Regions from separate parts of the Homo sapiens genome. Here region 2 is linked to region 1. Evidence: chromatin loops called from intact Hi-C (ENCODE). Cell type or tissue: PC-3. All regions are shown on one strand. Links, peaks and the distances in the headings refer to the core of each region. The heading gives the core; the rest is flanking DNA.

Region 1 (15,982 bases), core at 5,280-13,279:
CTCAATAGCTTAATACAATGAGATTTTATGTCTCGTTCACCTCAAATTTAAAGAGCAGCTGGGAAGACGGCAGTAACTGCACCATACAACCATTCAGGAACCAGGGCTCATGGAGGCTCTGCTATTTTTTAAGCTTTTATTTTAGTTCAGGGGTACATGTGCAAGTTTGTCATATAGGTAGACTTGTATCATGGGAGTTTGCTGTACAGATTATTTTGTCACCCAGGTATTAAGCCTAGTGCCCATTGGTGATTTTTCCTGATCTCTTTCTCTTCTCACACTCTACCCTCCGATATGCCACAGTGTGTGTTGTTTCTCTCTTTGTGTCCATGTATTCTCATCATTTAGCTCCCACTTATAAGTGAGAATATGTGGTATTTATTTTCTGTTCCTGTGTTAGTTTGCTAAGGATAATGGCCTCCAGCTCCATCCATGTCTCTGCAAAGAAAATGGTCTCATTTCTTTATGGCTGCATAGTATTCCATGGTGTATATATGACACATTATCCAGTCTATCATTGATGGGTATCTAGGTTGATTCTGTATCTTTGCTATCATGAATAGTGCTACAATGAACATATGCATGCATGTGTCTTTATGATAGAATGATTTGTATTCCTTTGGGTATATAACCAGTAATAGCACTGCTGAGTCAAAGGGAATTTCTGTCTTTAAGTCTTCGAGGAATCCCCACTCTGTCTTCCACAGTGGTTGAACTAATTTACACTTCCACTAACAGTGTACAAGTCTTCCTTTTTCTCCTCAACCTCACCAGGACCTATTATTTTTTTTTTGACTTTTTAATAATGTCCATCCTGACTGGCATGAGATGTATCTTATTGTGGTTTTAATTTGCATTTCCATAATGATCAGTGATGTTGAGGTTTTTTTCATATGATTGCTGGCCATGTGTATGCTTTCTTTTGAAAAGTGTCTGTTCATGTCCTTGCCCACTTTTTAATGGGGTTGTTTCGTTTATTTCTTGTAAATGTATTTAAGTTCCTTATAGATGCTGGATATTAGACCTTTGTGAGATGCATAGTTAGCAAAAATGTCCTCCCATACTGTAGGTTGTCTGTTCACTTTGTTGATAGATTCCTTTGCTGTGCAGAAGCTCTTTAGTTTAATTAGATCACATTTGTCAATTTTTGCTTTTGTTGCAATTGCTTTTAGTGTCTTCATCATGAAATCTTTGCCCATTCCTATGTCCTGAATGGTACTGGTATACTTGAAAGAGATAGGGGGAATGGAACCAACTTGGAAAACATATTTCAATAGATCAACCATGAGAATTTCCCCAACCTAGCTAGGAAGGCCAACAAATTCAGGAAATGTAGAGAACCCCAGTAAGATACTTCACAAGAACATCATCTCCAAAACACATAATCATCAGCTTCTCCAAGGCAGAAATGAAAGAAAAAAATGTTAAAGGCAGCTAAAGAGAAAGGTTAGGTCACCTATAAAGGGAAGCCCATTAGACTAACAGTGGACCGCTCGGCTGAAACTCAGCATACAAGCCAGAAGAGATTGAGGGCCAATATTTAACGTTCTTGAATAAAAGAAATTCCAACCCAGGATTTCATATATGGCCAAACTCAACTTCATAATTGAAGGAGAAATAAGATCCTTTTCAGACAAGTAAATGCTAAGGGAATTCAGTGTCACCAGACCTACCTTACAGGAGCTCCTGAAGGAAGCACTAAATATGGAAAGGAAAGACTATTATTAGCCATTACAAAAACACACTGAAGTACACAGGCCAGTGACATAATAAAATGACCACATAAACAAGTCTGAAAAATAACCAGCTAACAACATAATGACAGGATCAAATATATACATGTGAATACTAACCTTGAATATAAGTGGGCTAAATACCCCAAATGAAAAGCCACAGAGTGTCAATCTGGATAAAGAAAGAAGATCATAGATATGCTATCTTCAAGAGACCCATCTCACATGCAGTGACACAAACGGGTTCAAAATAAAAGGATGGAGAAAAATCTACCAAGCAAATGGAAAACAGAAAAAAGCTGGAGTTATAATCCCAGTTTCTGACAAAATGGACTTTAAACCAACAAAGATTAAAAAAGACCAAGAAGGGCATTACATAATGGTAAAGGGTTCAATTCAGGAAGAAGATCTAACTATGCTAAATATATATGCACCCGACACAGTAGCACCCAGATTCATAAAGCAAGTTCTTAGAGACCACAGAGATACTTAGAGTCCCACGCAGTAATATTGTGAGACTTTAGCACTCCACTGACAATATTCGACAGATCACTGAGACAAAATTAACAAAGATATTCAGATCTGAACTCATTACTGGATCAAATGAACCTGATAGACATCTACAGAACTCTCCACTCTGCCATTTTCAACTCATGGTTTCTGCAGTTGTTGTGAGCATTGACACTAGTTGGCAGAAAGGGAAAGAGGGAGAGTGGAGGATTTTATGGCAAATTTTTATGGGCTAAACCTCAGAGTGGCACTTGTCACTTTTTCCCACATTGCTATTGCCAAGTTCTGGTCATATGACCCCTTCTAATTGCAGAGGAGGCTAGGAAAATTAGCTACGTGCTCAGGAGGGAAAAAAAGGGTAAACAGCTAGACAGTTTCTCTCACATGATGTCTGACAGGGATCCAGGTTGCCCTTCTACCATTTCAGTAATCAGAGAGTCATCATTCACGAGGGGAAAATGGCTAGTGGTATGAATAGCTTTTGGTATTTTATTAAACCTCTTTGCTTCTAAGTTTCTAGATCTGTAAAATGAGGGTAAGTGCATCTTATAGGATAATTTTGAGGATTTTAGATTTGACACAAGTAAAATGGTTTAGTGTAATACCTGAAAATTAGCAAAAAATATAGGAATATTACCCATTATCATTATTATTTTCATCACTAAGTGACTTAGTTTGTTTTCACACTGTGGTAAAGAACTGTCCGAGAACTGGGTAATTTATAAAGGAAAGGGGTTTAACTGACTCACAGTTCAGTATGGCTGGGGAGGCCTCAGGGAACTTACAATCATGGCTGAAGGGGAAGGGGAAGCAAGGTACCTTCTTTACAAGGCAGCAGGAAGGAGAATGAATGCAGGAGGAACTACCAAACACTTATGAAGCTATCAGATCTCCTGAGAACTCACTCACTATCATGAGAACAGCATAGGGGAAACTGCCCCCAAGATTCAGTTACCTCAACCTGGTCTCCCCCTTGACACATGAAGAATATGGAGATTACAATTCAAGATGAGATTTAGGTGGGAACACAAAGCCTGACAATATCACAAAAACTCTAAGAAAGGGTAGCATATTTGGAAATAAGTTAATATATCAAATGTGCTCAACGCATGCACAGAATGTAGTAAAAGTTCAATACATGTTTTTATCATCTAAACTTATTGAGTCTTCCTGGTATTATACTTACATTTATTATTATGACTTTCTACTCATAAGAACCCCTCAGATAAATTTCATTTTCTTTTATTAGGTTTCTTTTTAGAATATTGTCTGTCTGCAACTACAGTCACTTGGATACATCACTAGGTTTACATGTGTTTTAAGTCGACTTTTGCTAGATGTAGCTTGATCTTTGAGGCTCTGTGTAGGCCTTTATAAATTGCCCTTCATTTGTTTATTGAGAATTGAAATGAAAATGGAATGCTCCAGACTCAGATGATGGGATTTGAGGTGGAAAATCTCATTAATGCATAAACATGTAAATAAATCAGTTGTTTCTAAAAATTTATTCAGGGCCGGGTGCAATGGCTCACACCTGTAATCTCAGCACTTTGGGAAGCCGAGACAGGCAGATCACCTGAGGTCAGGAGTTCAAGACCAGCCTGGCTAACATAAACCCTGTCCCTACTAAAAATACAAAAATTAGCCAGGTGTGGTGGCGGGCCTCTCTAATCCCAGCTACTCAGGAGGCTGATGCAGGAGAATCGCTTGAACCCAGGAGGCAGGGGTTGCAGTGAGCTGAGACTGCGCCATTGCACTCCAGCCTGGGCACCAAGAACAAAACTCTGTCTCAAAATAAATAAGTAAATAAAAATAAAATAATAAAATACAAATTTATTCAGGATAGCATATTAAACATTGATTGATGTTGGTACTTTAACAGATAAGAACTATTTTAATTTTGTGTTCAATTGAGTCAACCCTAATTTGTTTAGAAACTTCTGGAATTGAATGCAATCTGTTAAAAGTAAAGACGTGTTAGGCCAGATAATAATATTGCTTTAAGCTTGCCTATCTCTAACACTTATTAGGAGAATATATTTATATCTGTCTTTTTAAAGTAAGTATTGAAACAGCTTTGTTTAATTCTCTTTTGGTAAGAAAGATTTCTTTCATAACATTTGCATAATTTTTAAAAAAATAATTGTACAAAAATCACAGAACCAGTAAAGAAATATCTGTGACTTGAGGGTCTCAGGAAGGCAGTATCAAATGGAGATTCATTTATTTATTTATTTATTTATTTATTTATTTATTGAGGTGCTGTCCTTTTTTAAGAGTGTATTTGTTCCTCTTTTTGTAAACTGCAGACAACTTGAACTGATGGTGAGGTCTGGTAAGAAAAAAAAAAAAAAAAATTCAAAGCTACCAAGGGAGAAAAGGTGAATTTCATTGGATTACTAAATTCACAAACAAACTTTATAGGTCATCATTGAACATTTTATTTATATTAGAATAAGCAAGCATTGAGCAAGATAGAAATAATTTTGCTTCAGGTTATCATCATTGTGAACTATCACAAGGTATAAGCACAGAAATGACAGAAGTTCTGGCACAGAACAAGGAATTTGCACATGGTCCAATAACATGAACAAAAAAGGTTGTATTTATTTATTTATTTATTTATTTATTTATTTATTTATTTATTTATTTTTGAGACAGAGTCTCACTCTGTTTCCCAGGCTGGAGTGCAGTGGTGCAATCTTGGCTCACTGCAGCCTCCACCTCCTGGGTTCAGATGATCCTCATGCCTCAGCCTTCTGAGTAGCTGGGATTACAGGTGTGCGCCACAACCCCTGGCTAATTTTTGTATTTTTAGTAGAGACAGGGTTTCACCATGTTGACCAGGCTGGTCTCAAACTCCTGGCCTCATATGATCTGCCTGCCTTGGCCTCCCAAAGTGCTGGGATTGCAGGCATGAGCCGCTGCACCTGGCCAAAGTTTCATATTTCTTGTGATGACACTGAATTTTTAGACAAAAGAGATATATTGACTTTGTGTGTTGATGGTTTCAATTTAGAAAAGACTATTTGGGCTGGGCGCAGTGGCTCATGCCTGTAATCCTAGCACTTTGGGAGGCTGAGGTGGGCGGATCACGAGGTCAGGAGTTCGAGACCAGCCTAGCCAACATAGTGAAACCCCATCTCTACTAAAAATACAAAAATTAGCCAGGCGTGGTGGCACGTGCCTGTAGTTCCAACTACTTGGGAGGCTGTGGCAGGAGAATAGCTTTAACCCAGGAGGTAGAAGATGCAGTGAGCCCAGACTGTGCCATTGCACTCCAGCCTTCTAGTCTGGGGGACAGAGTGAGACTCTGTCTCAAAAAAGACTATTTGGGAATTTGTTCATCAAAATTTATGCATCCACTTTATTTTCTCAAAGTTCCTCTTACTGGAAAGCATTTAAGTATTTTGATTCTTTTTAAAAATAATTTCAACTTTTATTTTAGATTTGGGGGGTTCGTTACATGGGCATATTGTGTGATGCTGAGGTTTGGGGTACATATTATCCCATCACCCAAGTAGTGAGCTTAGTACCCAATAGGTAGTTTTTCAGCCTTTACTCTTCTTTTTCTCCCCTCTCTAGTGGTCCCAATGTCTATTATTTCCATCTTTATGTCCATGTGTGCCCAGTGTTTGGCTCACACTTATAAGTTGGAACATGCAGTATTTTGTTTTCTGTTCTTGTGTTCATTCACTTAGGATAATGACCTCTAGTTGCATCCATGTTGCTAAAAAGGATATAATTTTATTCTTTTTCATGGAGGTATAGTATTCCATGATGTATATTTACCACGTTTTGTTTATTCAGTCATCTATTGATGGCCACGTAGATGGATTCCATGTCTTTGCTATTGTGAATAGAACTATGGTGAACTTTTTGGTATAACAATTATTGTCCTCTGGTTATATATCCAGTATTGGGATTGCTGGGTCAAATTGTAGTTCTGTTTTAAATTATTTGAGAAATTTTTAAACTGCTTTCTACAGTTTAGAAATTGATCTAATTTACACTCCCACCAACAAAGTATAAGCATTCTCTTTTCTCCACAGCCTCACCAACTTCTGTTCTGTTTTGACATTTTAGTAATAGTCATTCTGACTGGTGTGAAATGGTATCTCACTGTGGTTTTGATTTGCATTTCTGTAATAATTAGTGAGGGTGATCTTTTTTTCATATTTTTTGGCTGCTTTATGTCTTCTTTTGAGAAATGTCTGTTCATGTCCTCGTTTCACTTTTTAATAGGGTTGTTTTTTGCCTGTTCAGTTGTTTAAGTTACTTATAGATTGTGGATATTAAGTTTTTGTTTAATGCATACTTTGTGAATATTTTCTCCCATTCTGTAGGTTGTCTGTTTACTCTGTTGATAGCCTCTTTTGTTGTGCAGAGGTCTTTAGTTTAATTAGGTCCCACTTGTCAATTTTTGTTTTAGTAGCAATTGCTTTTGAGGACTTAGTCATGAATTCTTTGCCAAAGCCAATATTCAGAATGGTATTACCAAGGTTTTCTTCTAGGACTTATAGTTTGAGGTCTTACACTTAAATCTTTAATCCATCTTGAGTTACTTTTTGTATATGATGAAAGGTGGGAGTCTAGTTTCATTCTTGTGCATATGGCTAGCCACTTATCCCAGCACCATTTATTCGGTAGGGAATCCTTTCTCTTAATGGTTTTTGTCAACTTTGTTGTATGTCAAATGGTTGTAGGTGTGTGGCTGTGTTTCTGGGTTGTCTGTTTTGTTTCACTGGCCTATGCATCTGTTTTTGTACCAGTACCATGCTGTTTTGGTTACTGTGGTCTTACAATATACTTAAAAGTCAGGTAATGTGATGCCTCTGACTTTGTTCTTTTTGCTTAGGATTGCTTTGGCTATTCAGGCTCCTTTTTGGTTTTGTAAGAATTTTAGAATCAGTTTTTCTAATTCTGTGAAAAATGATGTTGATAATTTGTTAGGAATAGCAGTGACTGTGTTTGGGCAGAATGGCCATTTTAAGGATATATACTCTTCCAATCCATGAGCATGGAATGTTTTTCCATCTGTTTGTGTCATCTGTGATTACTTTCAGCAGGCTTTTGTAGTTCTCCTTGTAGGGATCTTTCACATTTTGGTTAGCTATTTTCCTAGGTATTTTATTTTTCAGGTGGCTATTTTAAGTAGGATTACATTCTTGATTTGGCTCTCAGGTTGAATATTATTAGTGTGTAGAAATGCTACTGATTTTTGTGCATTGATTTTATATCCTGAAACTTTGCTAAAGTCATTGTTCAATTCTAGGAGACTTTTGGTGGTGTTTTTAGTGTTTTCTAGGTATAGAATCTTACATCAGTGAAGAGAGACATTTTGACTTTTTTTTCCTATTTGGATGCCTTTTATTTCTTTCTCTTCCCTGATAGCTCTGGCTAGGACTTTCAATACTATGTTGAATAGGAGTGGTGAGAGAGGGCATCCTTGTCTTGTTCCTCTTCTTAAGGGGAATGCTTCCAGCTTTTGCCCATTTAGTGTGACATTGGCTGTGGGTTTGTCATAGATGGCTCTTGTTATTTTGGGGTATGTTCCTTCAATGCCTAGTTTCTTGAGGTTTTTTTGTTTTGTTTTGTTTTGTTTTATCGTGAAGGGATGTTGGATTCTATTGAAAGCTATTTTTGCATCTATTGAGAGGATCATATGGTTTTTGTTTTTAGTTCTGTTTGTGTGGTGAATCACATTTATTCATTTGCATATGTTGTACCACCCTTTCCTCCCTGGAATAAAGCCCATTTGATCATGGTGAATTAACTTTTCTGTATGCTGCTGGATTCAGTTTGCTAGCATTTTGATGAGGATTTTTGTGTCTACGTTCATCAGGGATATTGGCTTGTCGTTTTCTTTTCTCACTGTGTCTTTGCCAGAATTTGGTATCAGAGTGATGCTGGCTCCATAGAAGGAGTTAGGGAAGAGTCCCTTTTCCTCAAGTTTTTAGAATAGTTACACTGGCTCTTCTTTTGTACACAACTTTATAAACATACCTGTAAGCGTAATTTTGCAAAGATCTTTCATTCATCAAAGAGAATTCCTTTGTGAAGTAAAATGGTAAATAGTCTAAGCATCTTGCTTTCAACTTGACTCAGAGCCAAATGTGTGTAAGCATTGAGAGGGTTTGCCATTTTACATTCCTTAGTCTGAAGAAGGGAAGAAAGAGAACATCCTTAAACCCTAAAAATATTACTTGGCCTGTATGGCATTTGTACGCAAAGGTAGAATCTGAGACCTTGCATAAGATTTACTGGAAATGCTACATCTCCATGAAAGACTACATCAAGAGTGTCAAAGCATGATTAGTTGGGGCACATTCATATTTTTTTGTTAGGGAGTCTATGTCCTCTCTTTTATGTATTGTTTGACGTCAGATGCCTTTAAAGTAAAACTATAAGAATTATTAGTCATTTGATGAGAAGTAATAAATGTTATATAGAGAAACATTACAAAATAGAGATAGACTCAGGATAGGGGACCATAGAGCATACAACCATGAACACATATCATTTGCTTAAATTAGTTAAAACACAAAAGCAAAATATTTGAAATAGTCAAAAGAACATTTTCAATTCTACCTAATAATTTATTGGATGAATTCTTTTATTTTTTTAAATAGTTTACTGGCCGAGTTGATAATATGATCTATCCTAGTTATTAACCAGCAGAATTTTAATTTAGTTTTCAAGGTTCTCCATGGTCTAAACTCAACATGCCCTTCCAGGCTCAAATTACACTCTTCCAGTTCAAAGGCCCATCTGAAATGGGCTGCTTCTATTATGTTGCCCAGGCTTTCTTATCTCTAGCTCTTTGCCCTGATACCTTTGTCTTTCTACTTGGAGTACCTATTCTTTCCATCTTTAATACCCCACCTTCATTAAATGACCCTTTCTAATTACTTCCTGCATGCTTCAGCCAGATGTAATCTCTTCTCTCTGATTATCACATAACACTATTTTGTGCTTCTGTGGTTTTCACCTTACTCATCTCTGTTGTACTGACAAATGGACTGTGAGCTCCGTATTTTTTATCTTCACCCTTATGCATTGCGTAATTAAAACCTTGTACACAGTACAGGTTCAGCAAACACACACTGAATAAATTAATAAGTAGGTGAATAGTTTTGTTGTTTACATTCACTAACAACCCATTCTGATTCATGTTTACATGGACAGAAAAAGAATGAGTTGATTATTAACTAAATTTAATGTATGTCATCTGTATACCTAAATTCTTTGGGTTAATATTAAAAAAGTATTCTTCCAAGTTAGCATGAATTTGACCTATCTTTTAGAGTGTTCAGATTGGTTCACTCATGTTGACATTAGTCAGTTTTGAAATTCAGACATAAAGGTATACACATATAGATTTGACATTTGAGATTAACTTACTTTTTTCCAGTTAGATTATGGAAGAGATAAACAATGACTCAGAGGAAAATGGAGAGGCTATAGAGGTGAAATACTGTAATAATGTGGCTAAACTTGCTTGAGAGAAGATGAGACATAAGCCTGCTTTGTTAGTCCTTTCATAGAGAAATGACTCAGCACTGTTAGAGAATATGATGAGGTTACATTGTTCTTTCATCACAAACTGTTGAGTTAATGGTGGCATATATAGAGTATAGCTCTGATTCATAAGACAATTGGTCATTGTGCTTCTCTCTTTTTATTTTTTAAAGCAAATTAGTGCTTTAAAAGAGCATAGTAATCTGGTTCTTTTCATGAAAACTGATGATTAAAAACAAACTACGAAAATAATTTTAAATACACCTGGGTTTCCAAATGGACAGAGGTTGTTGAAAGTCATTTTTAAGTTCCTTCAAAGCTACAAAGTCTATGTGTTTCTCAAATTATCTTTTGCAAATCTTAGTAGGAATTAAACTTGTGCAAATCCAACCCCTGGCTCTTTTTAGCCTCGTGAGAGCAGAGTATGCATCGTGCTTTCGTTTTGGATGAGAAATATACAAACTGTGTGTTGACTGGTGGAAAGCAGAACAATGGATCTCAGCAAATTGTATCATGCCCAGCTCTGACTTGAGACGCAGAATCAATTCATTTTCAGTGTCATGACAGGATCTGAGATAGAAGTGAGTCTCTTGTTGCCATCATGAGAAAAGATACGTATGTCCACAGTTTTGGGGAGAGGGAGCATGGGAGCTGGGTGCTTCACTGCCAACACAGCCTCTGATCACCTGATATGTTACAAAATCAATTTTATCTTCTGCTGCATTTCATGTGACAATTCAAAGAGCAACATTTGTTTTTCTACTCTTTACATTCTCAACTTCCATGGAGGCATAATTGCCATGAGTTAAAGCTAGGAGGAGAGTGATCACTGCACACTGATTTGGATATAAAATCTATGGCCATTTGAAAGGGAAACCTTCAAGAGCCCACGTAATAAATCCCCGAGGAACTTAAGAGAGATGAACTGTACCTAATTGCATCTGACATGGCTAAAACACAGGGACCTCTCTAAAGAGTGTGAGGGCAGGTCCCCAAATCCTCTGCTCAGCACTATTCAAGGTTCAGAAGAATTCATGCATTTAGCTTATCTACAGCTATGTGGCAAAACACCCTTCAGCTGCAGTCAGCCTCCCTCTAATGACCAATGAGGAGAGGCCAAAAATTAAAGTTGTATAATCAGAGATTTTAAAGACAAACTGAAAAGAACTGGTGGAACCGTCTAACTTATGCCTTGGAATGGCATGCATTATTTTGTATATGATTTTGGGCCTCAGAACACAAACACAACTCCCTCCACAAAGGGGATGAGTTTGCTGGGCCAGAGTGGCCTCTTGTTGCTGGGAGCTACTGCCGCCCAGCGTGGGCAGCTGCAATCACAGTGCCCCTATCCCTGCCTGAGTGGTCCTGGAGGGTTGGAGAGCTGCGTGACTCCTCAAGACCTTTGTCACTAGCCTGTGTAATGCCTGTGCATGAGTCCTTGAAAGCAAATCCCCCAATTAGGGCCTACATGGCCTACCCTGAGGAGGGAAGAGGTGCAATACATGTTGCTTTTAACAATTCTTCATCAGGAATGAGAGGATGTTGCAATGGAAAGGAAAATATTAATTCCTGCTAGGCCCTTGTCAGTGGGATCTTCTCCCATTCTCTTCCTGCTGGAATTACAGATCCATAGGTTTTGGAGCCAGTCAGCCTGGGTTCTTTCATGCATTCCCTTCTTCTGGTGGGCTTGACCATACTAGATATCAAATACTGTGACTCAAAGTTCTACCACCTCTGTTGACTTAAAGGTCAAACCTAGAACAAGCCTTGGTCTCTAGGTCTAAGAGGCAAAATAAAAGCTGGTGAACCTTCTTACTGACAAGGCACTTGACTTCCCTGTGCCTCAGACTTCAAATCTATAAAACGAGACTCACTGTTCTTATCTCTGAGGTTTATTGCTTGGAATTGAATGGGGTAATTCATAAATTCCCTAGCCTGGCACCCCACACACGGCCTCTTCAAGAAGTTTCGGGGTAGCTCTCTTGCCAGTCAGCTGAGAAAACCAAGCAGTGAGAAGAGGGTCATATATTGACTTGGTTTTCATGCTGACAGGCTTTGGCATCTCCTCAAGCTTGTCCATACTCTACAGTGGCATTAAGAGAGTAGTGTCCTGCACTTGTGTTTGAGCACTGTGGAACATTCCTCAGGAGTTCTGGCTGAGATGCATGTGCCCCACCTTTTCCCAGAACCAGGGCCCTCTAAGTCTAAGTCAATAAAGGGACCAGGGGAAGTTCCTGGAAATTCTGATCCAATTCAAGTCCCTGCTACCTAGGTTTACCTCTTGCCTGGCCTGTCTCCCCCTAATTTCTCAGGAGTAGACTTCTATTTGTATAGTGTTTATATGGGCCAACATTTGCATATGTTCACGCATGTTATCTTCACAGCAATTCTAAAAAGACAATTAACTCTTGTTATGTCTGTTTATAAAAGAGGAAATTGAGGCACAGAAATGTCAAGTCACATGAACAAATCCCTACAGGAACCATCTTTAATAAGTGTCAAAGTAAGGAGTCAAGCTCAGGCAGTCATGCCCTTATCCCACAAATTTTGAGATTCTGCCATAGCCAGGTTTATGCCTTGCTTCTCACTTGTGATGGACTTTCCAGAGCTTGGCCCAGTCACTGAAACATGGCAAACATTGTCAATATTTGATGAGTAAAGACATGAATGAATGATGCTTTTGCAACTATCCCATTCCCTGTGCACTCACTGAATTTTTCTTCCCCTTTTTATCATCGCAGTGTTTGAAAATTTTACTTCCTTATTTTACTAGATATATCTTTGTCTTTACATGTGTCATCTCTCAACCAGATGTAAAAGGTACTTCCCTGAAGGGAAGAAGCATGTTTTATACCTGTTATGTAACCTCCGTAAGAATAGCTGAATACTCAGTTTGTGACACACAAAAACCCTAAAATAACTATCTAAATAGATTGGGAAGTTGGGTTGTTGAGATACAGAAGATTTACTCTTCTTCCCAACTCATCCCTTCTCTTTGCTCCTTCCAATAAAATGCTATTTGGTTGAATAGTTTAAAGATGGAAAACCATTTAAGGTTAAAACAGATGAATAAGATCATTCTAAAGAAGCAGAAAGGCGTTCAGACCGTTAAGTTGAATAGATCAGAGTACGGCATTGATTCTGGCTGTAAGATTTCAGGTCACCAAAGGAAATATGTTGGATTGCATTATCTCCATTTTTTTTAAAAATAAAGTTTAGATCGCTCCCTGAAGATAAAATTACTCTTGGAACTATATTCAAGAAGGACTTAAGTATGTAGACCTTATGTAACAGATGTAAGAAACAATTCCACCAATGCTGATATTATGGAGACACCAACATGCCCTCTTACATAAGCCATAAAAGTGGTGAGAATGGCCACATTTTTGTGATGGGGTGTTTGGAATTAATTCATCTTCATGAAACAGAGGCCACATCATATTCTTGGTCATGAGTAATGATGGTAATACTGTTTCTCTTTCCTTTGAATCACTTACCTATCCATTGACCTAACATGTTTTAAATACCACAAAGGAGTAAGATTCTCTCTCATGTCTTTGGGTAGAGAAATATGCAACAACCCATTTCCTAAAAAGTCTGTAATTACATGTGGGAAATGCTGGTAATTAATAGCCTGAATGGGTGATTCTAAGTTAGATTCATGAAAAACCAAGAGACATATCTAACCTTTCTTAAGCTCCAGGGCACATGCATAATTTGAACATTATGTCTACAATGTGGGTGTATTTTCTTCCTTTTCAATGAAGACAGTGATTAGGATGATAATAGAAATAATACTTGGGTTTATAGAGCCTTTAGCTGAAGTCTACCTACATGGTTTCTGGCTCTGTGGTAAGCATGTCGGACTAATGTCAGCTTTTGAAGTGAATTTTTCATGCCTTTTTCCCTCTGGGCTTCCCCTTTCTCTAATAAAACTACTTTAATCCCATTCACATTCCAGTTCTGAATACTAGCACTTGAAATGAACTGTCTATATCTGACTCACTTAAAAAAAAAAGTAGTTTAAATAAAAACAAAGAGTTGTTTACTTTCCTTTCCTACCTGGCTGCATCTGTCACATGCATATAGTGTCCCCTGACATGAAGCTCTGATATTGATCTGGAGCCTTATTGATCTCCAACTTAATATAGGGACAATGTCTACCAATAACTTAGGCACTTCCAGAGAGGCTCACTCTGTCTTCTTTTGTTCACTTACAAAATGAAAAGAATGTCTTTACTAGAGTACCTATTAAAGGGTTCCAGTACACCCTACCACAAGCTCAACTTTGGAATCTGATAAAATATTTTTTAAGCAAGCTTCTGGTTTTGTTATATTAATTTGGGATTGGATTCCCTCCAGTGGTTCAAACAAAATGAAAGTATGATCTTTAAGTATGTAATATATTCTGTCAGTTCTCTGGTTAGTTTGGATCAGAATTAACTCCTTTCAGGATCATCCCAAAATAACAGTGTAACCCCATAGTAAAGCACACTCTCTTCTTTCCTGTGATATCCCATGGAGTAGGAATAATTAGGCAACCACAACTGCTTAACCCTGTGTGGTTTCACACAGAAAAATCATGACAATTTCTCTTCTTGTTGACTCTTTCTCATTTTTCTGGTTATCCATAGCTTTTAACAACAAACCACCCTAAAAGTTATTGGCTTAAAACAATTGCAATTATTTATTTGGTTCACAAATCTGCAGTTTGGGCAGGGCTCAGCAGAAAAGGCTTGACTGTGCTCCAGGTGGTGTGAGCTGTGGTGGCTCAAGTGGGCTGAAGTATCTATTTTCAAGATATCTTACCAACATGGCTGGTGCTGGCTGTTTCCTGGGAACTCTACTGGGTCTGTTGTATGGGGTCATTGATTCTTTGGATCCAAGATACCACAGCTAGAAACTGCCACTCTTTTTCAGTCTGGTACAGCATCACTTCTGCGATATTTTGTTGGACAAAGAAGTCACAAATTCTGCCCAAATTTAAGAGGAAGGGACATAGGACCTGTAAAGCAAAATAAAATGTTAAGCCCCCAACCAACTAAATGGATCCCCCTCACAACCAAGAGCATTCCAAAGTTAACCTGAAACATGAGTTCAGGCCATGATGGGAATGGATAGTCAGACATGCCTCATTATACCATCCTCCCTTTGGAATTGAGGCACAACTGACCAGCGTTAATATTGAAACAGAAACGTTAAAACAATCTGTTCTCTCTGAAGCCTGGAGGCTTCATCTGTGTAATAAAAACCTTGGTCTCCACAACCCTTTACTTTAACCCAGACACTCCCTTCTATTCATTCCAGGTATTTATCAAGAGCCCATCTAATTGCCAGTCAGAAAATCTTTGAATCCACCTATGACCTGAAAGCACTGATCCCCTACTGACCCAACTTCCATTTGTCCTGCCTTTCCAGGACATGGAACATACATCTTAATGTCAAAGGCATGTCCTTAACCTTGGCAAAGCAAACTTCTAAACTGATTGAGAACTGTCTCAGATACTTTTTGGTTTACAAACCCTACCTGTCATTGAGAGGAGTGTCAAAAAATTGGGCCATGTTTATACTACATGCTCTTTAATTAATATCTGTCTGATACTACTAATATCTGATACTATAGTTACCCAAGCCAGAAACTCAGTCATCACCTTTGACCCTTTCTTCTCTCTTATCTTTCTCTTCTTGACCCACCCTAGAAATACATGTAATCTTTATTGCATATAATTAATAATTCTGTGACTTAATCAGATATTATTGTATCATATACATAAATACCAATTACAAAGTCTTCTAATTGACCCTAGAATCTTCTGCTTCTCTTGAGTGCCATCACCTCTACTCTGGTACACACATCATCCCTCCTCTACCTACTAGCCAGTCTCTCTGCCTCCAGCCTTACCCCTTTTTACTCTAGTCATGATGATTTTATTTTTAGTTAGAAAGAATAACTGTCCTCTGATTATAATTTCTCAAACATCCTCTATTGCTGTAAGAGTAAAGTGCAAATTTGTTTGCCTGGCTTCCAAGGCCCTGCAGGATGGGGTCCCAGCCTCCTTCACTAGCCACACCTTGTTATCTCCTATTGAACCTTTGGCCCTTAGCCTTCAGCTTTACCAAAATCTTGATGTACTCCAAATCTCTTCCTTTGAAATGCTCTTTCCTGTTCCTCTTCCTTCTTACCATCCTCCATTCCCTTTGCTGGGATAATTCAGTCG
Region 2 (15,982 bases), core at 4,986-12,985, 57 kb before region 1:
ATGGGGGTTTCTCTCCACACACCAAGTGATCAGTTCTCTAGCAGACACCAAGTGGGTGTAATTCACTTCATTTCTGATGCTGGCTACCTGGAGGAAGAGTCAACCCCACAGATTAAAAGCTCAGTCCCACAAGACTGCCTCCCACTTCAAATGCCAGTAGCAAGCCCCAGGTTATGACCTGTACTTCTGATGTGCTGGCTATGGATCTAGGTTTCCAAAACCTCCTTCTCAGGTTTTATGAATTTGCTGGAGTGGCTCACAGAACACAGGGACATGCTTTGCTTACATTTACCCGTTTATTGCAAAGGATATTTTAATTTTAATTTTTGTTTTTTTTTACAGAGTTGATATGATTTACTAACAAGTATTAATTGTCGATCTTGAGACTTCTGAAATATTTTCATTGGCTTTATATTTTAATATGAAAATTAATAATTTCTTTTTTTTAAATTTTATTTTATTTTAAGTTCCAGGATACATGTACAGGGTGTGCAGGTTTGTTTCATAGGTAAATGTGGGCCATGGTGTTTAACTGCACCTATCAACCCATCACCTAGGTATTAAGCCTTACATGCATTATCTGTTTATCCTGATGCTCTCCCCCTTCCTCTGCCCCCCTCCCACCCCTTCAGGCCCCAGTGTATGTTGTTTCCCTCCCTGTGTCTATGTGTTCTCATTGTTCAGCTCCCCACTTATAAGTGAGAACATACAGTGTTTGGTTTTCTGTTTCCTGCATTAGTTTGCTGAGGATAATGGCTTCTAGATTCATCCATGTCCCTGCAAAGGGCATGATCTCATTCCTTTTTATGGCTGCATAGTATTCCATGGTGTATATGTACCACATTTTCTTTACAAGGATATTTTAAAGGATACAAATAAGGAGCCAGATGGAGGAGGTGCTCAGGGCAAGGCATGTGGGAAGGGGTGTGGAGTTTCCATGCCCTCCCTGAGTGTGCCACTCTCCATATACCTCCATACATTCATCAATCTGGAAGCTCATTCAAGCCCAGTCCTTTGGGGTTTGTATAGAAGTTTCATTATGTAGGTATGATTGATTACATTATTGGCCATTGGTGATCCACTTAACCTTCAGCCTTCCTCCCCTCCCTCGATGTTGTAGGTTGGGGCTGAAGGTGCCAACCCTCTGATCATGTCTTGACTTTTCTGGTGACCAGCCCCCATTCTGAAGCTGTCTAGGGGTTTCATATCCACTGACAAGCTATCTCATTAACCAGCAACCAGCTATCTCATTAACATACAAAATACACTCTTATCACTCCAGAATTCCAAGGCTTTTAGGAGCTGTGTGCCAGGAAACTGGAAGAAAACCAAATAGGTATTTCTTAGTATACATCACAATATCATATCCCTGCAGCCACAGCAACTTTGTAGATAATCTTTAAACATCAGAATGGAGAAAGTGGAAGATGAGCCCGGACAGAGTGCATTCCAAATCAGTGCTGTTTCGTGTCTCTCTTTTTCACCGTATAATCTGAAGTTTAGTCTCAAGATTCTGCCATCTCACCACTACCCATTTCTAAATGGAAATTTTTCAGCTGGTCACAGCCAGGAGCCACATATGAAGAGGAATAAGAGACAGAAGACTTCTAACTTTTCATTGCTTGGCAACAGTAAATGCTTACAGTTTTTTTAAAAAATAAAATTGATGTTATAACTTTATGGAAATCAGTTGTAAAAGGGAGTTAGCAGATATTTTATCTTTGTGATAAGACATTCTACTGGTCTGTGGATATGTGAATAGTAGATCGTTTTTTGGAAGACACTAAAAAAATTAAAGTTTTGTAATAAGAGATGTAAATTAAAGTCATCAGTAGAGAGAAATGGGTGCCCTAAAATATGGAATATTTGGAGTTATAATGCCTTCTAAAGGAGGATATATTATTATAACCATCATTTATTCAATAAAAACTATAGGTACTTACCATGTTCCAGGTACATGGCTAATTTCTGGGGCAACAAAAATGACAAAGTTATTGTCATCCTTGCCCTTGAAGTGCTGGTTAAAGGTGACAGATAATCAAAGAAATAATTGCAGAGCGTGGCACTGAGTATGATGATAAAAGTTAAAAAAAAGAGTGCTGAGAGACCACAGAAGAGGAAGCTATCAGCTCTTAAGATGCTTGGAAAAATAACAGATGAAAGGACATGCATTGAACATTTATTGAATGAATGAATGAATGAATGAATGAATGAGTGAATGGTGTCACCAAAGCTTATGTCATCACAGTGTTAAACACTATATCCTGAAACAATGACCTGGAATTTTGCAAACAAAAGAGAAGATTCAATGTAGTAGTCAACTCCATTGCAGAACACTGGGGCCTCAAGGTGAGAGAGGAAGCTTTATGACTCCTACAGTCCCCTAAAAATTGAGTAACATATTTTAATCTGTTACCCAATAACATACTTTAAATAATGTAAGCTGCATGCTGTTATTTCCTAGAAAGATGTGGTTTCCTGGAGATAAGTTGTGTCTAGGTGAAGCTTCTGCATGATAGCTTATTTCAACTATGTAACAAAGTATATATTTTAAAGACAGCCAGTAGTGAATCTTTCGGAAAGAAAAAAGTTATCTTAAAAGTAGATGCATTTTGATTTAGGATTTTGCATGTCTGCTTTCATAAATAGGTTTTCATATCTGGTTTCCTGCATTACCAAATGACATTGAAGTTTTTATAGATTTAATATTTATCATAACATACAACTACATCTATTCCCTGGAATTATGTGTGGGTGTGTGTGTGTGTGCACGCACATGTGCATATTTATCTGCCAACATCTGAATTCCCTCTATAGCATTGCAAATGTAAAATTAGTATGTCATTCTTAGAGGTGCTGTTTAGTATTACAATCTGTAGCTAAATACTAGGCTAATTATTCTGTGAATAAGTCTCTTTCTCTGGTATAATGTAGCACTCAAGCACAAGCGATCAATAAATGTTATTATGTTATATATTTTAATGTTATTCTACAAGTTAGTAAATAAAATATCTAACATAGTAACATTTTTTGTTTTTTATTTTTATTTTTAAAATATCTAACATAATAACATTGCCAACTCTTTTCACACATGAGTTCATGTAACCCTTATGATTTGCCATCTACAACCATATTTTAAAGTGCCAAATATAAAGTTGGTCATTGTTTCTAAAAAGTCAGTGTTCTCACGTTCTATTTGACTCTTCGTGTCTAATAGTGATATTTAAAGTAGGTCATTTAGCTGCTGATTTTACTCCTGAATAACTCCGGTCCCCTTAACACTATCAGATGTTCCTTTCCATCACGTGTTTTTCTGCTTCCAGTTGAAGAACCCACATTAAAAGGAGTTGAGTGGAAAATGGAATGAGCAATACGCCCTCAGTTTACTATTCCTTCCAGATATTTTTAAATGAAGGTACGGAAAGATAAGATGGTAGGTTTGTTGCGGGGCAGAGGGAGGATGGAAGGAGAGTTTATCAAAAGCGAAAAAATAAACAGATGAGGGATATAAGAATCATTCCCACAGCCTCCATCTCCCTTTATGTTCTCTGATTTCCAAACATCTGTATTTCTATTTTTAACTTTATAATAGCAAAAATGTTGTTTAAGAAGTAAATAATTCCTAACATTTTAAGGATAAATTAGTGTAGTATACCCAGTATAAGGCAAGGGCCCAGATCCATGAAGGTATCAGCATTAAAGAAGACAAATTACAGAAGACCTTCAAAAGCCTTTAGAAGCTTATGTACTCCTTAACAGTTTACAAATTGCCTTATCTCCATTTTTCATCTGTATAAATTGATCACATTTCCTCAATTTCTAACATAGAGCAGAACCACTTTCATATTTTTTATTTATATGTGTGTGTTATACTCATACATATAAACTGTATTTTTAAGGACACATTTAAGTGTTCCCTTTTTTCACCTGACACTAATGTTAAGAATGGAAAATTATGATACAATTCAGCAAGGAGAGGAATTGCGGTGCATGTTATTATTGACTACATTCAGGTATAGTTGGACAAATTGGGTAATGGAACCAAATTGGATTATATGAGATTCTGGCCTTAAAACTATCATTCTATTATGTCTTCTGATGAAACACAATTGAATTTGAGTTGTGTAAACTGAAAAAAAAATAAATAATTGCAAAATGTAAAGTGAAAGATACAAGAGTAGCTACATAGAATCGAAATAAAACTACTCACGTAAATAAAATATTTCTTACACACTTAAAGCACATATATTAACATTATATAAGAACACATCTAAATGAATGCTTATCACTGAGCAATATGATTTTCAAAATGTTATTCGAAGACAACTTGGCTGTTCATAAATCTTTTAATTTTAAGCTGCCGATTTACAGTTTTTCCTTTCATCCTCTTGTTTTGAAGGCTTGATGTGGGAGTGCTAATTAATGTTAGAATTCTTATCCAATGTACTTGTTGCTAAGCAGATAGAACTATCAGAGCATTTTATTTTGAAACTGCACTCTTTTTTGACTGATATAGCATTTGAAATCGTGCTTGAAGAAACATTTCATGGCAGGGAGCCAGTTTTCTCATTAAGAACATATTGCCCATGACCAATTCACTGGTTTATTTATTTCCACAATGCCTGTTGCCCCTGTGGCTCATACATGCGTCGTGTTGAAAACCACATGTAAAAGACATGAACACTAAGTTGTCTTATCAGTATGAGAATACACAATTTATAAAATCATAAAACATGGAAGTTAATGAAAAGTTTATTTAGAACTGTATATTTTGCCTTCCAGGCAGAAGTTCTTACTGACTCCTTGGGCTGTCTTAGCTGATTGCACGTTGACTTCTGTATTCTTCATATACGTTTTTTGTCTCAATTTGAGTTTCTTCAGAAGCAGTTCCTGTGTCAGAGGTCCTGTTTGTTTGGTTTATTTTATAAGTTCATAAAATACTGATAGGGATCTGAGAAATGAGAAAGGGGACAGCAACTGAGAGAAGCCTTGGAAATGGTTTAAAACCATGTCTCAGAGTTAAGGGACAACGGAGGTAGGATATTTATGCACCAACTCTTCAGTCACTGGCTGAGTGTCACAAGGTTTGAAGAAGATGTGATGTCCCTGACACTTACCAGCCTGCCATGCAAAAGGACAGAGTAGTCTTTGAAGTTTCAGAGAAAGCACTGAGCCAATGAGAGGCGATGACCTGTACTAGCAGTTGGATGCCAGTTGGGGCACACTGAAGCAGTAACAGCTAAGTGCTCTAGGTGGGCCACCAAAAACATCTGCCATATCTTCTGTGGGCTTACATCCACCCAAAGTGTTATTTTTATTCTATCCTGATCTATGGAAGATGGAAGGATCATTTCGTAGTTGTGTATTCATTTTTTTCATTAGTTTGTACACATTTATGGATATCCCCTGCTGGGGCCACTGTTCTAGGCATGGAGGCAGACACCAGGGAAGAATATGACACACCACCATCATTGAGGTCCGCACAGTCAGGGTAATGGGCAGAGGCAGTGAAGAGCCACGGAAAATCCTTGAGGTGCAAATGAAGTTGAATCATTTACTCCATCTATGGGAATCATTTACTTCGTCTACTATGAGTAGTACAAAATCCTACTACCTTCTGGAGTGGCTTTGGCTCTTTGTCTGGCATTGAGTTTCTTTCTCTGTCTTAGCCCGCTGGTCTCTGAGTACCCCCCTGAAGATGCATTCATATAGAAAAGGGAGGAGTCAGTAATATCTTGTTTTTCTATTCGGGGTATTTTAGTAACTGCATCCTGTGGCTGAAACATTCAGATGATTTCAAGATTTTGACACATGAAGATTCCAGGTTCACCTATGAAAGAAAATAGGGAGTCTGCCTGCCAAAATTCTAGTTTTATCTAAAGGATGCCAACTAGCATATAGCATGCATGCAGAAGATGGCCAGTATTACATTTTTTGAAGGAGTCCATTACAAAAACTATAATATTTAGGGATATGTACTTATTAATCTAGAATGAGAGCTACAGCTATGGTAATATGAATGGAAGCATAATAATTTTTCCAAATAGTATTACTGTTTAGAGATTGTTTTTGTTTCTCTTCCTTAGGTTTTTTTTTTTTTTTTTTTTTTTTTTGAGAGAGGAGATAGAGGTGGCTGCTGTGATGGCAATGATAGCTATGGTTACTGTCTTATTGAATGCCTATTATTATATTAACAAAACCGAAGTTCAGAGAGGTTAATTAACTTGTCTAAAATCACAAGCTTGGCTGGGCATGGTGGCTCATGCCTGCAATCCCAGCACTTTGGGAGGCCGAGGTGGGTGGATCACTTGAGGTCAGGAGTTCGAAACCAGCCTGGCCAACATGATGAAACCCCATTTCTACTAAAAATACAGAAAAATTGCTGGGTGTGGTGGCAGGCATCTGTAATCCCAGCTACTTGGGAAGCTGAAGCAGTAGAATCACTTGAACCAGGGAGGCAGAGGTTGTAGTGAGCCAAGATCACACAACTGCACCCCAGCCTGGGTGACAGAGCAAGACTCTGCCTCAAAAACAACAAAAAACAAAAACAAACAAAAAACCCCCAAAAAATCACAAACTAGTCAGTCAGTATTTTGACCTGAGTATCTTGAATTCTCAGGTGTGGCTGCAAGACGTATTGATAAGAAAAAAAAAAAAAAAAGGTACAACATAAGAGAATTCAAGTTTCATTCACTTTTCCAGCAAATATTCTGTAGAAAATCCACTATGGCCCAGCCACTTAGCTAGGCAATGTGAGTACCACCTTCTAAGACAGAGAAACAAAACCTTCCCCTCATACAGCTTACCATCCGGTAGGGAGGTTAGCTAAGCTATTAAACAGATCAGTACATACCGGGGGATGAGTGTTGTGATGGGAAATTCAGTTGATAAGAGAGCCCGAAGCCAGAAGACCTCATTGATTTTAGGGATCAGAAAAGGCTTTCTGCAGGAAGTAAATTTTAAGCTGAAAGTTAAAAGAGGATGACTAAGCTAAAGTGGGAGTCAGGGGAGCGGAAAGGAGAGAAGTGTTCTAGGCACTGGGAAGGCCCAGAGGCCTTATTCTAGCATTGAAAGGACAATGTGGCTGGGACATTGAGTTCAGGAGGGAGAGTGGAGACAGAAGAAGCCGAGGAGATGGAAGCCCTGTGAAAGATGCAGCAGATATCATGATGTTGTTCCCAACCTAAAAGCCCTGGGAAGCCCATGAAGGAGATTCCTCTGGCTCTGGTGTGTGGGCAGATTGAAGAGGAATATACCAAATGAAAGGAAGCATCCTAAGTAATTCTGATGATCATCCCGGAGTGCTGCTGGTGAAGGTGGACAGAGTAGATTTCTTTGAGAGATACTGAGGACTTAGGAAGAGAAGACTTGGGAGAGTTTGCACTGAAGAAGGGAGAAAGCAATAGCATTGTCTGTGCTTTTGATTTGAAGGAAAGGGTAAATGTTAGTGAAATAGCTTCTGAAGGCCTTTAAGAAGACTGCCTACATAGAAAGCCTACTTCTATCTGCCGGCCAAAGATCTGGAGGAACCTCATCCTTTCATTCTAAAAGGAGTCGTGGATGTAGATTTAACCGTTCTGGTATCTGAAGGTGGTGGGATTAGGAATAATTTTTCTTCCTTTTTTTTTTTTTTTTTTTGTTTTCTCTGCTTTAGTTTTATAATTAAAAAGGAATTTTCTTATAAAAATACAGCTACTGTGATATCTTCTGCTGAACATGTGGCTCAACTTACTCACAAGGTCAGGAAAGTTGGGCCCAAGGCATAACTGCTTAAACTCAAGAAAAGAGAAAAGACAATTTCATCACCAGTGTAATTAAGTGAGCTTCCCTACAATATCTTAACTTAGCTTCTCATCTAAGTAATATGAATCCAGGTATAGTGGGTTTTGGTGTTTATTTTAATCTTGTATTGTCATTAGCCAGTTAGTTACATTAGTTACCCTTGGGTGTATTGTGGAAATAGATTTCCGTTACATTCTTTTTTTCCCCCCTTTTTAAGGATTTAGAGTATTATGCCTGAGTGAATTGATTCATAGGGATTTTACTTACTCATTCGTTGTGCGCTGCTGTGTTTTTGTTCTCCATCTGGTTAAGCTGCCGTGACTCTCTGTATAGCATTTGCACAGTGTTCACATGATGCTTGGGTACTTAGGTGTCAGTTTTTCATTATGCCCGGATGATGTGCGTTGCGTGGAAAGCCTCCGGAACCGTAAACTCTCATTTCCCAATCATGAATAGTTAGGAAACCAGAGTTCGGCATTTTCATTAACATAGGGTCTTACATGCCAGTTCAGCTTACTACCTGCTAAGCCTCCTAGTCTGTTGGAAAATGTGCATTGGCAGTTTTCCAGTCTTGCTAAGACTCATAAATAGATGCCTTTCATATGAAATGTATTTGCTTTGGCATATTGACACTGGAATACATTATTCTTTTAGCAGTTGAACAAATTAAAATAAAAATGATGACTTCTTTTTTTCAGTATACTAAAATGAGCATAATTGGGTTAATATCTTAATCTGGCAGTCAGGAATTAGCTTGTATACCCACAACCACATAATTTCACTAAGGGAAGTTTACATGTTTCCTTTTCCTTGTTCTGTTGATGACCTTCCTACGTGTCAATAACTAGCAGAGAGTTTGGTCAGATAAAGGGGTTGGAATAACCTGGAGAGCTTACCAAAAAAAATCCTTATCTCTGAGTACCATCTCTGTAAAATCCTGGTTTAATTGGTCTTGGGTTCAGCCTGAGCACCTGGATTTTTTTCAAAGTTCCCAGATGATTTCAATGTGCAGTCAAGGCTGAGAACACTCGCTCTCATCATGTGTACCAGAGACAATACTTTCGTAAGCAAACAGCCTCACCTAATTGTTTCTTTCTCTTTTGTTTTCCCTAAGTCTAGTCCACATCTTTGGGCATGGTCCTTGAGTAGGAGAATAAGAGAGCTATTGAATGGTCCAAGAAGATTCAGATGGCTTCATTTTACACTCCAGTTGATCATATAGAAGTTTAGGGAGAACACTCAAGACCACTGGGAGCTACTATGTAGGTGAATAGATTTGTCCAAGACCCACTCTGGCACTTCCAAGCTGGCCCTGGTGTACTCATGAGTAAAGCCTGCCAGTGTATACTTACATTTCCAAAGACTTCCGTTTAGTAAGGGCTGCCTGATCTTATAGGTGCCTCAGACTGGTCCTTCTACAAGTATAGTTGTTTTATTTCATACTTCTAAATGGATGTTTGATATTGTTTAGGATTCAAATGTTTATTCAGAAATCCATAAAGTAGGTATTTGACATCTCATAGTTTTGAACAAAATGGTAAGAACAAGATATATCAAAATATATCTTGAAGGCATGAGTACCATAGACCTTTTAGAAGTGCATTTTCTAGCATCTTGTACAAAACAAGACCCTTATTTCTGTAAAACTTGATGGACCTTAGCTGGGAATGTGATATCACTTATCCTTCAATGATTTTTTAAAAGAATTATACCTGCATTTAAAGCCTTGGCAAAATATGGTAACATTCTAGCTACTGAAAACCCATAAGATATTGTTCCACATAAGATGGATAACTTTCCACTGAAGATGGATAAGTTTTAGGGTATCTGAACCTTTTAAACCTTGTGGGTATCATTTGTATAATATTCTACTTAATAGTAAACTCTGCCATTCACAGTGTCCCCTTTCTCATTTTTCTAGCTACAGTTTTCGGCAAGCCATTTGGTGTGCTTGCAATGCTATCATGAGCTATGGCTTGGCGTTACAAGGTCTGGAGAGTGAAAGTGTTTTCTGAGTTTCTATTTTCAATAGTTATTAGGAAAACAATTGAACTTTGGCTATTTCCTGGTAGGTTTAACTTTCATTTAAGTGAGGCATCTGAATATTTTTGTTGAAAATATAATCTTTCACCATGAAACTATCTGAGTTTGAGATTTCAGTTATAAAACACGCTCTTTTCAGTCATTGAAAAAATAACCTCCTGCAATTTTCCTCTGAAAAATAAAAATGTGCTTTGATAGAGTTTTCGATAATTATTATCATACATCTGTGCATGTACCCACACCATTGTGTTCATCTCCCATCCATGTCATTAGTGAAGATATGGATTAATTCCACATTGGATTTCATTGTATAGAATCTGGGTATTTATATCTAAAAAAAAGTGCTGTCATTTGATTACATTTAGGCAAATTTTCTCAGTTTATAATCTAGAATGTGTGTTTCGGTCTTCTTCTTTAACTGGATGTTCTCAAAGTATACTTAAATGGCATGGCCAAACCATTGAAGAAATACAACAGTGATGACTAGTTTCTCTGTGTCTTTCCCTGTTCAGCAGTTATAGAGGCATGATTCTATGATTATTTTTGTGTAATCTTTGAATATGCAAAACAAATTATAACAAAAAGCTGTGGACTCTTATGGGATTCTAGGTCGTGTATATTTAATTTTCAGCAGCAAACTTCTCCCTATTTGTAACTTGTTGATCTTCTTCAGAAATATTTTCTTTTCCATTTAAAAATTTTAAACTGAGACTACAATCAAACCTTTTTCTTTTCTTCATGTATAGCAATGCTTAAGTTATTTGTATTTCTTATAATTAATTTTATCTGCAAATAACAGAAATCCTGAAATAATAGTGGCTTAAACAAAGTAGAAGTTAATTTTTTATCCTCATGTTAAAACAAAAAGTGCAGACATAAGGAGTCTGGAGCTGGCAGAGTGGCTCAGCTGTCATCAGGGACCTGGGTTTCTGTATCCTTAGCACACTCAAGGTTGCCTCATGGTTCAAGACTGCTGCTAGATTACCAGCCATCGCATTAAGAAGGAAGCTAGAAAAGCGAAGTGGGAAACCAAGAGAGTTGTCCTCTTCTTTACAAAGAGTCTTTCTGTGGATCCCATACATCACTTCTGCTTAGGTCTTGTTGGTCAGAGCTAATTCACATGACCATACCTTGCTGACGGGAAGGCTTGGGATGCTAGAACTGTAGTTGGGTGTAATACCATCCCAAATCCCAAATATATTTGGTGGCTTTTTTTGTTTGTTTGTTTGTTTGTTTGTTGTTTTTTCGCTAAGAAGAGGAAATAGACTTTGGGATAGGAAATAGCAGTCTTTGCTACCTCACTGTTTTCAGATTATGATATTGTAAGATATGCTCAAAATACTCCAAGTACAAATACTTACATTGCTTGTTGACAGAGTAAAATAAATTATATAAGTAAAGCTAGTTAGGAACTTGCCATATTGGCAGTTCATTTTGAGGATATTTCTAAAAATCATGGACTGCAGGAGGAGAAATACCAAAGCCAAACACATAAAAATTTCCCACAACTATATGAAAATTCCAAAATTTATCTATATGGTAATCATATGTCTGGTGACTTTATTTATTCAGAATATCTCTAAGAAAGAGAGAGGGTTGTATATTTGACCAATTGTTTTTGTCAATTCAGAGCTGTTGAACAATTATAAAATTCCAAAGTTCTCAGAAAATACTTGGCTAGTCATGGTATTGCATACTGTAGCTTCTTTAAACACTCTGCAGAATTCTTGGGAGTTGGTCATCAGTAGCAGACGGTAAGAAAGGTTATGAAGTCTCCTGGTTGTCTGTTGCTAAAAAATCATCCCAAAATATAGTGGCCTGAAACAGCAACAATTATTGATTTGCTCATAATTCTACAGTTTGGACAAGATTCAGTGGGGATGGCTTATCTCTGCCCCATGTGCCATCAGATGGGATAGCTCACCTGGAGGGGCTGAAGGATCCACTTCCATGGTGGTTTAATATACACAGCTATGAAGTCAGTGCTGGCTGTCTACTGGGAGGTCTCAATTCTCCTCACGTGACCTCTCCACATGACTAGGCTGAGCTTTTCACAGAATGGCAGCTGATTTCAAAGAGGGATCATCTTGGAGAATAAGCATTCCAAGAGTACAAGTCCCAGTGTGCAAGTACTTATCCAGTTTTTTGTTAATGTCTCATTAGCCAAATCTAGTCCCATGGCAATTGGGAGGGGCTACCCATGGATATATAAATACCAGGAGGTGTGGTTCTTTGGAGGCCATGAAAGAAACTTTCTGCCACATTTAAGTTCTCAGGCAGAAAAAATAGTGTTTATTGAGGTACTACCATGTGCCGGTCACTGTCCTTAAACACAGAGCTGCCCTGCATAAAAGGTCTTATTCGTCCCATTTTCCATTTAAGATAAATGAGGTTCAAAATGTTTTAAATGACCTGCAGGAGGTTACAAAGGTCCTGTGGTGAGGCTCCATGTTTCAATCTACCTCTGAAAAACTCCTAAGTCTTTGCACTTTGCAGGGCCTCCAGCTGCCTTTTTAACCACATGGTCCATTGTCACTGCTGCAGGCACGTCTGCCCTGTGTGCTTTCACTCTAAGCACAATAAAAGACTTACCACCCGATAAGTCTGTTTTTTGAATTGAGAACAAGAGAAAGAGATTCCTGAACATTCTAATTAACCAAGTACCGCTCCTGTGCCACAGAGATGCCTAGCAGTGAGAGCCGTAAAAGGAAAGTGCTTGGCAGTGAAGCAAGACAAGAAACCTGGTCCTTTGTGCTCTGCCCCATTGCAAGCTTTCTCCTAGCAAACCTGACCAGTGACAACAGTGTCCAAAGTCTTTTCTAGAAAGGTCTCCATATTGGTACCTTTTTCCTGAAGTAAGGGCTTATAACAAGGGCATTAAAATATGCTAATTTCTAATGCTTTCTATTAGGCGTATCCACATATCAAAGCTTTTACTGGAACACCTTTGTCAAAAAAAAATATAGGTCATGCACATGGCCATGAAATTCCATTCTTTATATTTTAAGCAGCATCAAGATTGTTCTTTTCCTTCGCTGTTTGGCAGATTAGAATTCCTCTTTAAAGTGGGAGAAGTTAGTTACTTATCAAACCATTTGATTAATTAGCTAGACCTGTCAGGCCAAACAGGACTAGCCAAGTCTTTTAAATCTCTTAATATGAGCCAATTTTCACAATAACTTGTTTTATTCATGGCCTTCACATTTTAAATTCTTGCTCATTAGTGACCTGGTATTTGGGCTTGTCTGAAAGGAGAGCATCCGTTGTGTTAAACAGGGCTCATTATGGATTATAGGTTTTCGAATGGGGATGCCTATGCACAAAAGATCGCCCTCCCATTTTCCTCTGAATAGTTAATTGGACCTTCACCTTGTTTTTACAAGCAAAGGCTAAGCTTCAATAAGGAGATAGGCTTTTATAATGCCACAGTTTGGGTTGTACTGAAGAGCTGGTGACCTATCATTATCAATACAGATGTGGAACTAAAGTACAGCATGTGTTTGGTTTTGCTAGAGACAATAAAAGTAATGGCTGTTTTTAAAACCAGTAAAACACTGAACTTGATAGAAGGAGAAATTCATTGAATATATCACTCTGCAATAGTTCAATTCCTTGAGTAATAAAATACAACCACCAAACACTCAGAAATAAACACTAGTTAAAAAAAAAAAATGAAACACAAGCCTGAACCCACAATACCCATGCATTGACTCCCAAGAAAACAGATTTTTACATTCCCTAATAAATACATGTATTACTATATCCCCAAGGTTTTAGCATCCTCATTGTATATCAGGCTAATGTCTCTAATACAAATTCTTTTTGAATTTTTCTTAGTTAAAATAATCTTCTGTTTTGGTGTGTATTTTCAATTTGTTTTAAGATTCTGTTTCTGTTGCTTGCAGTAATTCTTTTTATTTTCTTTTCCTACAGAATTTACTGTTTATTTCCAAATTACTCCAGACCCTAATAGTCTATTTTGCTTTTGGCAGAATTCGTGTATCTATTGAGTTGCATTCTGTTTTGTTGAATTTCACTCAATGCGTGTCTCTCCAAAGGCTTCGTTCAGGGACAAAACATTCAACTGCTTCTTTAGGGCCTTTGGGTTGTGTTTGTAACATGTATCCACAATCAGCTGTCATAATAAGCCGAGCATCCTGATTAATTCACTGTACCCTCCAGTCGAAGTATTCACGGATGTAACTAGTTGAAATGCGGATACACAAGTTCCTACTGGTCTTAAAAGAAATGATTTTTCTGGTAGTTTTATAATTTTAGCAATTCAGATTTCGTACATTTGAGGTTAGAAAATTCAGCAGACAGCCTAAATGCGGCATCATGCTAATGGAGTCCTGGAAGCTGCTGGTGTTAAAATGAGTAAATTAAGGAGTCAACACTGCTTATTTAGGCACATTAGGATAAAATAGTATGAGAGCTCGGACTTAACAAAAATCAATTCAGCACGCAGAGTGCACATCCATCAGGGCTTTGTTATGATGTCAGGGCGAGCAGCAACCCTGTTTTATTTTATGAAGAATGCTACATTAGCATCATCGCGTCCTTGGATGGCTGTGACATTTGCTGTTATGGAACTACTTTGCGGCAGCCACAGGGCCCCCAGGGACTACTCCAACTACATTAAAAAATTAGGTTGGCATCAAATGACTTATTGAACTCTGTATTGATATCCTTGGGATTTGGTTGTCAATCTACACAGTAGTTAGTCTCCTTTCACAGCGACCGCATTAAGTAGGAAGTTGTAACAGTTATTGACGATTTGAGCAAATTATTTTCCTCTATCCAGCCCCTACATACAACAACAATAGTAATAAACACAGCTTGAGTGAAAAGTATATTCCACATATGGCATGGATGCTTTGTTTACATGGTACGTGGTTTTATTTCACAATAACTCCTAGGTAGATATTATGTCCTTTCTGAGATTTAAGCATTACTTTAGTCACTTAATCAAAAATCATAAACTGAAGCTCATGCCATTGACCCCAGTTATATAAAAGAAGTTTGAAATTTTCTTTTGATCTAGGTTTTGCACCCTGATAGACTTCACAGATAATGTAACTAATTAGTAACTGTGTTTTATTTTTGTGTACCCATATTCTCCTTGCCAGAAAAAAAAAAAAAGTTGTTGGAACATACTCTTTGCTGTGTTTCCTCTTGGAAACTATTAGCCTTCATTATTCAGAGTATTGGAGGTTAGATATTTAATTTTACAAGCCTAATTATTGACTAACATTTTAATAAACATTTGACATTTATTAATAAGAATTCAAAATATATAACCATTTAATTTTTTACATACTATCTAATATCTAATAGTCTCATATGAAGTAGAAAAAATTACATTCATGAAACACTACACTCTATTCATATTATGATCACACCATCTTTTGTTTTCCTTCTTTTAAAATTTTTATTTTTTGATTATGAAATTAATGTGCATTCATTGGTAAAGTTCGGGAAGGCATAATAAAGAAAATAAAGATGATATATACCAATTAAAGGTAAGCCCTGCTAATAGTTGATATTCTTTCAGAATTTTTTATATTCATTTTCTTCTGTATATGTATACAATTTTCCTATGTTTGCTTTATATATATTGTTTTGCAACTAGTTCATGCATTCTAAGTATATAGCAGAATTTGTTTCATTAATTACTTGCTATTGGAAGTTGGTTCTGAGCTATTTTGAGGATGAAAAACGTTTCTTTGACCATTCCTGTATATACAACTTCTATGAAAGAGGCAAAAGGTTATGCATGCTAAATATTCAGATGTGTTACCAAAATACCATCCAGAATAACACCTATGTAAGAAGTTCCCTGATTCTCACTTCACTTTTAGGGTTAACTGGGACAGTATGGACATTCTTTTCTTAATTCAGTCATTCAAAGCCATTTGAGTGCTTACTATGCATTAGGCACTCTGCAAGACCCAAGAGACAGCAGTGGTAGGAGACAGATAATCCTGCTGCTTACCTGGAATGTACCATGCAATGGGTGGAGACTAATCTGAAATAAATAATTGTACAAATGCCTTTCTAATGGAACTTGTGCTGTGAAGGAATGTTACGTCATTGAACCTGATCTAGGATGGAGAGTCAGGAAAAGCTTCCCTGAAGAGGTGACATTTGACACTTG

What was found. Hi-C counts contacts between places; a loop is a spot of excess contacts. Peaks named below come from ENCODE experiments on the same cell type or tissue, not always from the same donor. Only the 100,000 strongest peaks of a DNase experiment are listed, where the experiment ranks them.
Region 2: it touches region 1 in a loop (4-fold over the local background); 2 of 110 quality-filtered maps call a loop at or near these places.

The regions. Positions count from the first base shown.
Region 1 is chr20:14,869,826-14,885,807 of GRCh38, forward strand. The region is part of intron 5 of MACROD2 (mono-ADP ribosylhydrolase 2); the gene reads left to right. It overlaps MACROD2-AS1 (MACROD2 antisense RNA 1), which reads right to left. Exons shown (of 2, transcript NR_110318.1): 2 at 14,428-14,769. Among named protein-coding and RNA genes, the nearest start is that of MACROD2-AS1, 52 kb to the right of the region's middle. In PC-3, for the core only: no CTCF peak of the experiment used is centred there; a DNase peak (open chromatin) is centred at 9,716; H3K4me3 peaks cover 705 bases; H3K27ac peaks cover 3,091 bases.
Region 2 is chr20:14,812,739-14,828,720 of GRCh38, forward strand. The region is part of intron 5 of MACROD2 (mono-ADP ribosylhydrolase 2); the gene reads left to right. Among named protein-coding and RNA genes, the nearest start is that of MACROD2-AS1, 110 kb to the right of the region's middle. In PC-3, for the core only: no CTCF peak of the experiment used is centred there; DNase peaks (open chromatin) are centred at 8,343 and 8,673; H3K4me3 peaks cover 1,478 bases; H3K27ac peaks cover 1,716 bases.